Linked DNA regions of Homo sapiens: region 1 is linked to region 2. Evidence: chromatin loops called from intact Hi-C (ENCODE). Cell type or tissue: heart left ventricle. All regions are shown on one strand. Links, peaks and the distances in the headings refer to the core of each region. The heading gives the core; the rest is flanking DNA.

Region 1 (5,181 bases), core at 1-5,000, 200 kb before region 2:
GGCCATGTGGCTAATTTTTAATTTTTTTGTAGAGATGGGGTCTCACTATGTCGCCCAAGCTGATCTCCTTCTCCTTCTGCCTTGGCTTCTGAAAGTGTTGGGATTACAGGCATGAGCAACCATGCCTGGCTAAAAGTGAGGTTCATATGGTTTGATTCCCTGGTTTTTTCTTTCTTTTTTTTTTTTTGAGATGGAGTCTCCCTCTGTCACCCAGGCTGGAATCCAGGGGTGCAGGGGTGCAGGGGTGTGATTTCGGCTCACTGCAACCTCTGCTCCTGGGTTCAGTGATTCTCCTGCCTCAGCCTCCTGAGTAGCTGGGATTACAGGCACCCACCACCACGCCCGGCTAATTTTTGTATTTTTTTTTTTTTTTAGTAGAGACGAGGTTTCACCGTGTTGGCCAGGATGGTCTCGATCTCCTGACCTCATGGTCCGCCCGCCTTGGCCTCCCAAAGTGCTGGGATTACAGGCGTGCGCCACTATGCACAGCTGCGAAACACTTTCTAAGAATAAAATTAATAGAAGAAGTCACAAGAGAAAGGATGTTGCTACATTAAGTACAAAATCTAGGCCGGGTGCAGTGGCTCACACCTGGAATCCCAGAACTTTGGGAGGCTGAGGCGGAAGGATCACTTAAGCCCAGGAGTTCAAGACCAGCTTGGGCAACATAACAAGACCCCATCTCTACAAAAAAAATAAAAAAACTAGCCGGACATGTTGATACACACCTGTAGTCCCAACTATTCGGGAGGCTGAGGTGGGAGATCACGAGCCCAGGAATTCAAGGCTGCAGTGAGTTGTGATTGCACCACTGCACTCCAGCCTGGGTGACAGAGCAAGACCTTGTTTTTAAAATAAACAAATGTGGCCAGGCATGGTGGCTCATGCCTGACATCTTAGCACTTTGGGAGGCCGAGGTGGGTGGATCACCTGAGGTCAGGAGTTTGAGACCAGCCTGGACAACATGGTAAAACCCCATCTCTACTAAAAATACAAAAATTAGCCGGGTGTGGTGGTGCACGCCTGTAATCCCAGCTACTTGGGAGGCTGAGGCAGGAGAATTGCTTGAACCTGGGAGGCAGAGGTTGCAGTGAGCTGAGATTGTGCCACTGCACTCTGGACTGGGCAGCAGAGTGAGGCTCCATCTCAAAACAAATAATAAATAAATAACAAATAAAATAAATAAATGTAAAATGGAAAAAAATCTGACAAAATCAAACAACAAACTGGAGAAAAGTGCAATAAACTGATATTATCCAGATAATATCCAGACTGATAGATAGTGTCATGGAACACTGGCTTCCCTCCCCTTGCTGGTTCTGCCGTGTGTGTGAGACAGTGATGAGCAGGTGGTAACATCTCCAGCTCTGACACTGAGACCAAATTCACCACCCACATACAAATACAGACTCGGTTTCACGAGTAGTTCTGAGTGCAGCCGCAGCACGTGTTGAGCCTGGTGTCAGAAGGGGGAGTGTGAGCCCTGCATCAGCGCTGAGCACCCTTTTGGTGAGTCAGATACGTGCTTCTCCTTTTCAGGTCCTAATTATGTTTCTCCTTGCTAGGAGGCCTGGCACCTAGGACCCAGCCAAGCAGATTCATCTGGGCTGATGGTGCCCAGGCTGAGGGTCTAAGAGTGCCGACTGGCCAGGCCAGAGAGGGGCAGAGCAGGTGCCTCTGAGCACAAAGCCCTCATGGCCCATGGGGATCCCATCTTGGATGTATACCTGTGCGTGCCCTCCCTGGGAGGCGTACCTGTGCGTGCTCTCTCTGGGAAGGATGAAAGACAGCTCGGCCCCAGCGCTGCTCTCCAGCGTGGCGTTGGGCACGTGGTGGTGGACCAGCTGGGAGATGTCTTCCGGGTTGCAGTGCGGCTCCTTCACCAGCGTCATGTGATAGCCGGCACCTGGAATACAGGGCCACGTGTGAGATCTTTGGCTGATCCCCCAGGTCTCTTCATGCCCACCCCGGGGTCTCTAGGGCTCACACCAGGCAAGCTGGTGGGAAGGAGGCTAGAGAACCGGAGGTGGGCAGCTGAAGCAGAATGAATGTGTCTTGGAGCTCCCTGTGCTGTCCCAAGGGTGTCACCTCCCGCTCCTGCTGGGAAGAGCTGCTGGGGATCTAGGGTGCTGAGCACTGTCAGGGGCACCTGCTGGAAGGTGGGGTCTCCCCCCAGCTATACAAGCACCAGGGAAGGATATCATCAGCAGCGACGGACCACGTGTGAGGGCTTCTGTCTTGTGGGGTTAACACTGATGGTTATGGTGTGGTTCTAGGAAGGGACTGTCAGCAGGAGCAGGAGCAAGAGCTACCGGCTGCAAGACCGCACTGCACGGCACTATCAGAGATGCATCTCACCTCTTTCCCAACGTCACCGTGCAGGAGATGGAATTCCATGTCCTTTTTTTTTTTTTTGAGACAAGTCTCACTCTGTCACCCAGGCTGGAGTGCAGCTGCACAATCTTGGCTCACTGTAACTTCTCCCTCCTTGGTTCAAGTACTTATTCTCCTGCCTCAGCCTCCCCAAGTAGCTGGGATTACAGGCATGCACCACCATACCTGGTTAAGTTTTTGTATTTTAGTAGAGACAGAGTTTTACCATGTTGGCCAGGCTGGTCTTGAACTCCTGACCTCAAGTGATCTGCCTGCCTTGGCCTCCCAAAGTGCTGGGATTATAGGCGGTGAGCCACCACGCCTGGCCCCATGTCCTCTTTAGAGACAAGGATGCCAGGCCCAGGAAGAACAATGGCTCTGCCAACTGGGCAGTGGGGCAGGAAGTGGCTAGTGAAACTCTCAGAGGCCGTGGTGGATGGTTCCTCATCTCCTAACGCCTGCTGTCCTCCCTCTTGGTAACAAAACCCTGGTATCTTGGCTGAGCATGTGGCTGCCCAGGACAAAGGCCATCCCCTCCAGCCTACTGCTGACCACACTGGGTTGCCACTCAGTCACTAGGGGGCAGAAGTGGGACGTGAACTTGGGGGGTGTCCTGAGGGGAGGAGGGCTCCTATGTCTTTGCTCCACCCCGTTGGAATGTGGGGGACGCTGGCACACCCAGATCGTGCTGGACCAGGAGGTGACCTTGAAAGGGAAGCCGTAGTTGCACAGTACAGTCAGAGGTCTGGGCCCAGATCCTGTCAGCCCCTGCTGGCCCTGGCCATGCTGTGAGCTGCTCTCACGTGGGAGCTGCCATGTTGGTGCGTGTGTTGGCCTCTCCAAGGGCAGTGCTGCTCCTAGTGGCACTAGGCTTGGCCTCTGTTCTTCTGGTCATGGCTGAACCACATCCTAACCAAATTGAGACTTTCAGCTCCATTTCCTGCCTCTTCCCTCTCACAAGCCCCCCTGCCTGGTTGGGCTCTCCACCCAGAGGCAACAGACAGGAAGTCTAGAAAAGGCCACCCCTGCCTGATCTGAGGGCCCTTCATGAAGGTAGCAGCCATTCCCTCAGCACGGCAGCCAGGACACCGACCCTGTCGCGGGCTGGCCCCACCGCTCACCGTATTTCTGCTTGAGGAACAGCGAGGACCCGCAGCACTGCAGCTCCCCCTTGGCCATGATGGCGATGCGGTCTCCCAGCAGGTCAGCCTCGTCCATGAAGTGGGTGGTCAGCACGATGGTGCGGTCACTTTTCTGCCGCTGAAGAAGATCCCAGATGGCCCTCCTGGAGATGGCGTCCATGCCCGAGGTGGGCTCGTCCAGTATCAGCACCTGGAGGGAGAGACACAGTCTCGCGACGCTGGTAGAGCCACACCCCGGGCCCAGGCTGGCCTTGCGGTAGGCCCCATCGAGGGGTTCGCGGAGCCGGCTTGAGTCCTCCAAGGATGGTGATGGCCTTGTCTGGGGTGTCAAGGGCCAAGGTGCCCGGGCCATGGCGGAAGGGCCATCCCAGGTCGAGCAGGAGGGGAACCCACTGCCTCCAGTCCCACCGCCACACCTTGGAGCCTGCGATGAGGGCGATGCCGATGGAGAGCTTGCGCCTCATGCCCCCGCTCAGGAAGCGGCTCCGTGAGTTCCACTTGTCCTCCAGGCCGATGATGTGCAGCATCTGCTTGACTTCTTCAGGGCACTTCTGACGTGACAGGCCCTTCAGCTGCAACGACAGGGGACGCAGGGAGATGCAGGGCTCCTGGCGGGAGGCCGACCCTGGCCAGCGAGGTTCTGGTGAGAGGAACCTCTCCTTGACGTAGCTGGGGAGATGCAGGGCTCCTGGCGGGAGGCCGACCACGGCCAGCAAGGTTCTGGTGAGAGGAACCTCTCCTTGACGTAGCTGGGGAGATGCAGGGCTCCTGGCGGGAGGCCGACCACGGCCAGCGAGTTTCTGGTAAGAGGAACCTCTCCTTGACGTAGCTGGGGAGATGCAGGGCTCCTGGCGGGAGGCCGACCCTGGCCAGCGAGGTTCTGGTGAGAGGAACCTCTCCTTGACGTAGCTGGACTCAGAACCCTGGCTCCTGCCCTCCTGGCTCCCTTCCTCCAGTTTAGCTCCTCGGAAGACTGCCCCAGAAACTCGAGCACATCAGTGGAAACACCCCTGCACACCCCTGGCCCCCAACTCACCTGGGCGTAGAAATAAAGGTGCTCTGCGACTGTCAAGTTGTCAAACAGGATGTCGTGCTGCGGGCACAGGCCCAGGCTCTTCCGGATCTGAACCATGTCCTGGGAAATTTCATACCCGCTGATGTATGCCCGTCCACTGGTGGGGGGAAAGAGACCTGGGGCCCAGCAGGAGACCCCACATTCAGCATGAAGATCCTGCTCGTCAGCACCCGCGGTAATGACCCCCCACCCCCTCTCTGTCTCCCCTAATTTCCTCTGAGGACCCTGCCCATGAGAGGGCACGGAACCCCACTCCCACTGGGGTGGGCTTTGGCTGGGCCAGTGGGAAAAAGAAGCGGCATGGAAACAGCCCTGCCACTGGGACGCACAGCTGGTCAGGGAGGAGAAACCCACGACACACACACACAGAGTCACCACAATCAGCCCCCGCCCCGGGTCCCAGCCTGTGCCACTGCCAGACACTTTGGTGCTTGGGGAAGACAGAGTGAAATGCCAGTGGCCGGTGTGGTGCACAGGGGAGAGCTCTCAGAGAGGGGTTTGGTGACAGAATTAGCATGGGGTTGAGCTGCTCCTGCGTGGTGGCCTCTGTTTTCACTGACCCTGTCAAGCTTGGGTATTCACAGACAGAGG
Region 2 (8,192 bases), core at 3,061-8,060:
GGCATGAGCCACCGTGCTTGGCCCGCCTGGCTAATTTTGGTATTTTTTTGTAGAGATGGGGTTTTGCCATGTTGTGTGGGCTAGTCTTGAACTCCTGGGCTTGGCGTCCAAAGGTCGTCCCCGTTCAGCCTCCCAAATAGCTGGGATTACAGGTGCATGCCACCAGGCCTGGCCATTTTTTTTTATTTTTGGTAGAGATGAGGTCTCATTATGTTGCCCAGGCTGGTCTTGAACTCCTGGGCTGAAGTGATCCTCCTGCCTGAGCCTCCCAAAGTGCTGGGATTACAGATGTGAGCCCCTTTGCTGGCCTGGACCTGGTTTTTATAGATGCCTTAAGTGGGTTGTTGCCTTGTGTGCACAGCCCCAGAAATGTCGTGCGCTCTTTTTGAGTGAGGGTTTGGGGAACAAGAAAGAATCCAAGGGCTCCCTCGGGTCTTTTGCACACATCCTTGGCTCGGGGGTCCCTGTGAGTCCAGCACGTCGCCGGACCATTCGCGGCAGTAAACACAACTTGGGATCTGCATCTCCCTAAGGGAACTTCGCAAGGTGCACCCACAGCTTTTACTGTTTCCAGTTTAATATTCAACCTGAATCTGGGGCCAGCCGAGTGGAGGCTGGTGCTGCTCTGCCCAGCTCCTGTTCTGTTTAGAAACATGTTTATTGCCTTAAGAAGGAGCCAGTTCTTTCACCCAAACAGGATGGGCCTGGAGTTCCTCCAGAGGCTAGTGGGCCCATAGCAGGGAAGGAGGGATGTAAGCTGTGGATAACCGACCGACACGTGTAAGATTGTGCAGTGTGACCCAGGCGTGGCTGTGCGCATGTGAGTGGACCTGTCGGCCTGACCTTCAGGACCAGGGAAAGGGGGAGCCCTCACTGCCTTCCCTCCCAGGACGAAGCAAACCAATCAATGGTCTTAAGGGTTTCTTTTCTTCTGAGGCCTAGTCCTGCTGTGGGCAAGGTTTTTCCAGTGGGATACATTAAAATCAACTTCGGTGGCTCACGCTTCTAATCTCAGCACTTTGGGAGGCTGAGGCGGGCGGATCACCTGAGGTCGGGAGTTCGAGACCAGCCTGACCAACATGGACAATCCCTGTCTCTACTAAAAATACAAAATTAGCCGGGCGTGGTGGCACATGCCTGTAATCCCAGCTACTTGGGAGGCTGAGGCAGGGGAATCGCTTGAACCCAGGGAGGCGGAGGTTGCAGTGAGCTGAGATTACGCCACTGCACTCCAGCCTGGACGACAGTGCGGCACTCTGTCTCAAAAAAATAAATAAATAAAAAATGGCTAAAATGGTAAATTTTTTGTTTGTTTGTTTGTTTGTTTGAGACAGAGTCTTGCTCTGTCGCCTGGGCTGGAGTGCAGTGGCACAATCTCGGCTCACTGCAATCTCCGCCTCCCAGGTTCACGTCATTCTCCTGCCTCAGCCTCCCGAGTAGCTGGTACTACAGGCTCCCGCAACCACGCCCGGCTAGTTTTTTTGTATTTTTAGTAGAGACAGGGTTTCACTGTGTTAGCCAGGATGGTCTCGATCTCCTGACCTCGTGATCCACCCGCCTCGGCCTCCCAAAGTGCTGGGATTACAGGCGTGAGCCACCGCGTCCGGCCTAACATGGTAAATTTTATGCTATGTGTATTTTACCACACACACAAAAACACGTGTCGAGGTGTTTTCCCAAGACAGTGTCTCGCAGACGTACGTTTTACACTATGATTTTTACTTTTCAAGAACTGTTTTAAAGCAGTATTTGCCTTATAATAGGTAGGTGAATGTTCTAGCTGCAAGAGAAACCGGAGTGGTCTGGTCACTCAACCAAAACCTGCTGAAGCAGACCCCTGGGGCACACTGGGAACTTCTACCATCCCAGGTGGAAAGGTTAGTCTGATGTGCGTAAGCAAACCTTGCACTTCTGTGCGCAGGACGGTATCCTTGGGCCAGGGCAGCCACCTGTTGTCCAGAATCCCACAGGGCACGTCTTACCCACTCCTTTTATGTTTGCCTGAGCCCAGGGGTTGCTGTTCTTGGAGAAACACCAACCACCCCCACTTGACTTCTGGCCCATTCGGATCCAGAAATGTGCAGTTTTAAAGCTGCAGCACCTTCCATTTAGGTCCCAGCTCTCCCTCTGGAAAATGCCTGCTCCTCACCAGAGATTCCTCCCTGGAGCACCTGCCTGAAGCATAGCTTTCAAGCTGGTGGTTTTAGAAAGTTAAGAGCCGGCTTCAGAATTCCGACAGGGTGGGATAGCATAGGCTGTGACTTTCTTAGCACACACAGCTGGTTAAAGAGAACTGGGAACGGGCTGGGCGTGGTGGCTCACGCCTGTAATCCCAACACTTTGGGAGGCCGAGGTGGGTGGATCACGAGATCAGGAGTTCGAGACCAGCCTGGCCAACATGGTGAAACCCCATCTCTACTAAAAATACAAAAACTGGCTGGGTGTGGTGGCGGGTGCCTGTAGTCCCAGCTACTCAGGAGGCTGAGGCAGGAGAATCACTTGAGCCCGGGAGGCGGAAGTTGCAGTGAGCCGAGATTACGCCACTGCACTCCAGCCCGTGCGACAGTGCAAGACTCTGTCTCAAAAAAAAAAAAAAAGGGAGAACTAGAACGAAGCATCTCTTTGCTCAAAGTGATCTTCTCAACTGGGGGTTCCTTTTCAGAAGGCCCCCAGGGTGCAGGGTGGTGTTTAGGAGCCTGGAGTGGACCATGCTCGAGTGGAAAGGTGTTTTCAGCAGGGTCAGCCTCTTTTTTTGGTAGAGATGGGGTCTCACCATGTTGCCCAGGCTGGTCTTGAACTCCTGGCCTCAACTAGTCCTCCCACCTTGGCCTCCTGAGTAGCTGAGATTATAGATATGAGCCACTGTGCCCAGCCAAGGGCCAAGCTCTTGAAGCCCTTCTGGGAACTCTATCTCTAGCCTCTCATTACTCAGAATCTGTGTGATGTATTCCAGTAACTTCATAAGTTCTGTGAAAAGAAGGTATACTCCAAAGTTTGTAACGGCTTCTCAAAAGTCACTTATCTTAAGTGGAAGCCCTTCTAATACTTACACAAAGATTAAGGCAAATAATGTGGCTGCGCAACGTGACTCTCACTCGTAATTCCAGCATGGTGGGAAGATCACTTGAGGCCTGCGGTTCAAGGCCAACCTGGGTGACAGAACAAGACCCCATCACACACACACACACACACACACACACACACAAAATAAATAATAATAATAATAATAAACAAAAAAACAGGCCAGGAGCACTGGCTCACACTTGTAATCCCAGCACTTTGGGAGGCTGTGGTGGGTGGATTGCTTGAGATCAGGAGTTTAAGACCAGTCTGGGTAACATGGCAAAATCTCGTCTCTACTAAAAAGAGAAAAAATTAGCTGGGCGTGGTGGCGCCTAACTGTAGTCTCAGCTATAGCTGAGGTGGGAGGATCACCTGAGCCCAGGAGGCAGAAGTTGCAGTGTGCCGAGATGGTGCCATTGCACTCTAGCCTGGATGTCAGCACAAGACCTTGTCTCAAACAAAACAAAACAAGGCCGGGCACAGTGGCTCATGCCTGTAATCCCAACATTTTGGGAGGCCAAGACAGGAGGATTGCTTGAGCCCAGGAGTTCAAGACCAGCCTGGAGAGCATAGCGAGACCCTGTCTCTACAAAAAAATAAAAAATTAGGCCAGGGCGGTGGCTCTCGTCTGTAATCCCACACTTTGGGAGGCCAAGGCAGGCACATCACAAGGTCAGGAGTTTGAGACCAGCCTGACCAACATGGTGAAACCCTGTCTCTAGTAAAAATACAAAAAATTAGCCAGGCATGGTGGTGCATGCCTTTAGTCCCAGCTACTCAGAAGGCTGAGTCTGGAGAATCGCTTGAACCAGGGGCGAGGAGGTTGCCGTGAGTGGAGATCGTGACACTGTACTCCAGCCTGGGCGACAGGGTGAGACTCCATCTCAAAAAAAAAAATTAACTGGGCATGGTGGTGGACACCTGTCGTCCCAGCTACTCAGGAGGCTGAGGCAGGAAGATGGTTCAAGCCATTCAAGGCTGCAGAGAGCAGGGTCACGCCACTGCACCGCACTCCAACCTGGGCAACAGAGCGAGACCCTGTCTCAAAAGAAAAGAAAACTACACCACATTTGAAAAAATACGTTCTTTAAAATGTGAACCTTGAAACACAGATGCTAAAAGTGTTTTTTTAATCCTGCAGGGTGTGAGATGGCAGACAGGTTTGCAGGAAACCCTCAGAAAGGGGGCTGGAGGATTTAGCCACTCTGTCCTCCCCTTCCGGCAGTCCAGGGCCTCCTCCCGAGCACAGCGGCGCTATGGACTCTCCAGGATACAACTGCTTCGTGGACAAAGACAAGATGGACGCTGCCATCCAGGACCTGGGGCCCAAGGAGCTGAGCTGCACTGAACTGCAGGAACTGAAGCAGCTGGCGCGCCAGGGCTACTGGGCCCAAAGCCACGCCCTGCGGGGAAAGGTGTACCAGCGCCTGATCCGGGACATTCCCTGCCGCACGGTCACGCCTGACGCCAGCGTGTACAGCGACATCGTGGGCAAGATCGTGGGCAAGCACAGCAGCAGCTGCCTGCCGCTGCCCGAGTTCGTGGACAACACGCAGGTGCCCAGCTACTGCCTGAATGCACGCGGCGAGGGGGCCGTGCGCAAGATCCTCCTGTGCCTGGCCAACCAGTTCCCCGACATCTCCTTCTGCCCCGCCCTGCCGGCCGTGGTGGCCCTGCTGCTGCACTACAGCATCGACGAGGCCGAGTGCTTCGAGAAGGCCTGCCGCATCCTGGCCTGCAATGACCCCGGCAGGAGGCTGATCGACCAGAGCTTCCTGGCCTTTGAGTCGTCCTGCATGACGTTTGGGGACCTGGTGAACAAGTACTGCCAGGCGGCCCACAAGCTGATGGTGGCCGTGTCGGAGGATGTCCTGCAGGTCTATGCGGACTGGCAGCGCTGGCTGTTTGGGGAGCTGCCCCTCTGCTACTTCGCCCGGGTCTTTGACGTCTTCCTGGTGGAGGGCTACAAGGTGCTGTACCGCGTGGCGCTGGCCATCCTCAAGTTCTTCCACAAGGTGAGGGCCGGGCAGCCGCTGGAGTCGGACAGCGTGAAGCAGGACATCCGCACGTTCGTCAGAGACATCGCGAAGACGGTGTCCCCTGAGAAGCTGCTGGAGAAAGCGTTCGCCATCCGCCTCTTCTCCCGCAAGGAGATCCAGCTCCTGCAGATGGCCAATGAGAAAGCCCTGAAGCAGAAGGGCATCACCGTGAAGCAGAAGAGGTAGGTCGCCGGCAGCCTGTGAGGGGTACACCCAGGGTCGGGGGCTGGGGCAGGACGTGTCTGGCGTGAGCTCATCCTGCCGGCCTCCAGGCGGCCTCTGCCCATGGTCCACCCAGCCATCTGTGCATGGCTGAAAAGACACTGAAACAGGAAGGGCCTTCCCAGTTACAGCCACAGACGAGGGACATCGGGTCCTATCCTCTGGGGCCAGGCCCACGGCTGAGATGAAAGCTGATGCTGGCCATGGGGTCGCAAGGCATCGTGGGAGGCCAGGCCCACTCCCAGGGTCATTTCAGGGCAGCCTCTGCTCCACCCCTCCGGCTCTGGGCTCCGTGGCTGGTCTCTGCTGTGGCTGCTGGGCGTGGCCTCCCCGCCTGGAGCACAGCCCCAGGGGAGCAGGGTCAGGAGTTCATGGTGTCTGTCCTATGTGGATTTGGCAGCCAGCGCTGTGATGGTGCCACGCTGCGGCCTGTTGGCGTGCAGCCCTCTTTCTTCTGGGCCAGCAAAGGCCTGTCGGGGGATCGGTACTCACACTAACCTCTCTTTGTCTGTTTTATTTTTCTTCTCCATGTCCGTTGCTTTCTCCTGTTTTTCAGTGTGTCACTTTCTAAAAGGTAGGTCTGAAACTGTATCTGCACACCTGGCCTCTGTCTTTCCACCAGGCTGACTCTAGGCCAGCTGCTTGCTCTGGGTCTCAGGGCTGCTCTCGTGGGCCAGCTTCAGCAGCGCTGCCTCTGAGCCGGACTGATGCTCAGGCGCCTTCTGTCTGTCTGTCTGCCTGCCTCCCTGCCTGTCTGCCTCTGTCATGCTATCTGCTGGTGTTTGGCTCACCCTGAAGCCTTGTCTTGCCAGAGCAGTTGCTCTCTGTCCTGATTTCTTAGAGAAAAGTTGCATTGTCCCCATCCAAGCTGGGCACTTTCCCTTCTGTAATGGGTGGGAGGTGGGGCTCCTGGGAACTTTCTCCCCGTTGGGCACCTAGAACCCGGCCCTAAACCGGGGCCGGGGCAAGCAGGCGAGAAGTTCCCTCTGGGTTTACTTCCAAAGAGGCTCTGGGGCATACCTCGGGGGGCATGGCCTGGCCCCAGACGTGCCTTCGGGCTCTGACCCCTGCTCGCTCCCCTCAGGCAGTTTGTACACTTGGCCGTCCATGCAGAGAACTTCCGCTCGGAGATCGTCAGCGTGAGGGAGATGAGAGACATCTGGTCCTGGGTCCCCGAGCGCTTTGCCCTGTGCCAGCCCCTTCTGCTGTTCTCCTCCCTGCAGCACGGGTACAGCCTGGCCAGGTAACACCCCAAGGGGCCAGAGCGGGCGGCAGAGCCGCCCAGCCACGTGTCCTGCCCACAGAGGCTGGAAATGGGCCTCAAACCTCGGCACCTGGTGAGGCCCTGCTTCTTCCTGTGGGGCCTAAGAATCAGGGTCCCTTTCTGGGCTCTGTCCTCCCCACACCACCCAGACTTTGGGGGTCATGGCAGGCGTGCCACAGCTTGGGGCCATGCAGGCGTCGTGAAGACGCCTGGGAGGCAGGATCCCCACCTTGGAGCTCACAGCATTGTCTTGGTTGGGGGACCATGTGGGCGGCAGGTCCTGGCTGTGCTCGCTCCCCACCCTGTCATCCACATGGTGCTCTGTCGGGGGCCTGGGGCATGCTGCCCTCCAGGGTGGTGCTGCCAGGTGCAGCCAGGGAGCCTCCCTCCAGCCTTGGACAGCATGTGGCCGTGGGAGCTCTGGGTTGGGCCTGGGGTGACCTGGGGGTGAGGCAGGCAGAGCTGGTCCAGCCCCCACCCAGCACCGTTCACAGGTTCATAACAACTCAAGCATTTTGGCACAGCTGGAGCCACTTCTCCTGGCCCTGCCAAGGACACCAGCCAAGCTCCAGGCGCCACGTTGGCAGACCAGGGCCTCTTTGGCTCCCACATGCCTGGGCTGCGAGGATGGCCCAAACCTCCCCACCGCAGGGACCTGTTCCTCTGGTTCCTGCTTCCCCAGCCCCTGGCGCTTGGCTCTGCACTGGGGCCTTCCACTGCAAGGCCTCTCCCCTGAGTCACACCAGGGCAGGCTGTCCTGGGGATGGCAGAGAAGGGCCAGGTGAGAAGAACACCTGGGTGAGGGTGTTGTCGGGACCCAGAGAGAAGGAAGCACAGTTCCCAGGTCTTCGCCCCAAGACAGCTGGGGCCAGCGGAGGCTGCAGGAGGCGGCTGGGAGGGTGTGCAGGGTGACAGCTGGCATGCGTGTCTCTACGCCAGGTTCTACTTCCAGTGTGAAGGACATGAGCCTACCCTCTTGCTCATCAAGACCACGCAGAAGGAGGTGAGCAGGGGCCCTGGAGCCAGGGCTGGCTCTGATGGGCTCCAGGGCTGGCTCTGATGGGCTCCAGGGCTGGCTCTGATGGGCTTCAGGGCCTAGGCCTCCTGGGCCAGATCCAGAGTCAGAGCGTGGGTATGGCCAGCACATGGGGCTCATCCCACACTCAGGGCCACAAGGGGAAATGAGACTATCCCCAACACAGCCCCCGCCCACCCTCATTGCCAGCCCCAAGCCAGGGGCAGGGTGCACACACCTGCAACACTGCCTTTCCCACACCACTCCTGCCCTGGGGTGGGGGTGGGAGACGGCAATGCCTGCACCCCCACCTGTGACCTGGGACAGGCCCGTCAGTAGTCTGGAGCACAGGGACGCTCCTGGGGGCCTGCGGGCACAGCCTCACCCAGACCTTTCCCCCAGGTGTGTGGTGCTTACCTGTCCACAGACTGGAGTGAGAGAAATAAGTTTGGAGGCAAACTGGGCTTCTTTGGGACCGGAGAATGCTTTGTGTTTAGGGTGAGTGGGGCCAAGTGTCCCCAAACCCCCACGCAGACCCTGTAGCTGCATCCCTCCAGGAGCACCCGCCTGCCCTGGGGACACTGTTGGG

Evidence for each region. A loop is a pair of places that touch in the nucleus more often than their neighbours do. Peaks named below come from ENCODE experiments on the same cell type or tissue, not always from the same donor. Only the 100,000 strongest peaks of a DNase experiment are listed, where the experiment ranks them.
Region 1: it touches region 2 in a loop (2.7-fold over the local background); 10 of 110 quality-filtered maps call a loop at or near these places.

What each region holds. Positions count from the first base shown.
Region 1 is chr16:2,293,835-2,299,015 of GRCh38, forward strand. ABCA3 (ATP binding cassette subfamily A member 3) reads right to left here. Exons shown (of 33, transcript NM_001089.3): 15 at 4,552-4,706; 16 at 3,932-4,087; 17 at 3,495-3,705; 18 at 1,756-1,906. Among named protein-coding and RNA genes, the nearest start is that of MIR4717, 22 kb to the left of the region's middle. In heart left ventricle, for the core only: a CTCF peak has its summit at 2,953 (motif pointing right); no DNase peak of the experiment used is centred there.
Region 2 is chr16:2,491,830-2,500,021 of GRCh38, forward strand. TBC1D24 (TBC1 domain family member 24) reads left to right here. Exons shown (of 8, transcript NM_001199107.2): 2 at 4,205-5,284; 3 at 5,881-5,898; 4 at 6,409-6,567; 5 at 7,528-7,591; 6 at 8,006-8,101. The coding sequence starts at 4,320. Among named protein-coding and RNA genes, the nearest start is that of ATP6V0C, 18 kb to the right of the region's middle. RefSeq lists an enhancer at 4,987-5,592. In heart left ventricle, for the core only: no CTCF peak of the experiment used is centred there; DNase peaks (open chromatin) are centred at 4,952, 5,672, 6,472, 7,132 and 3 weaker places; H3K27ac peaks cover 1,268 bases.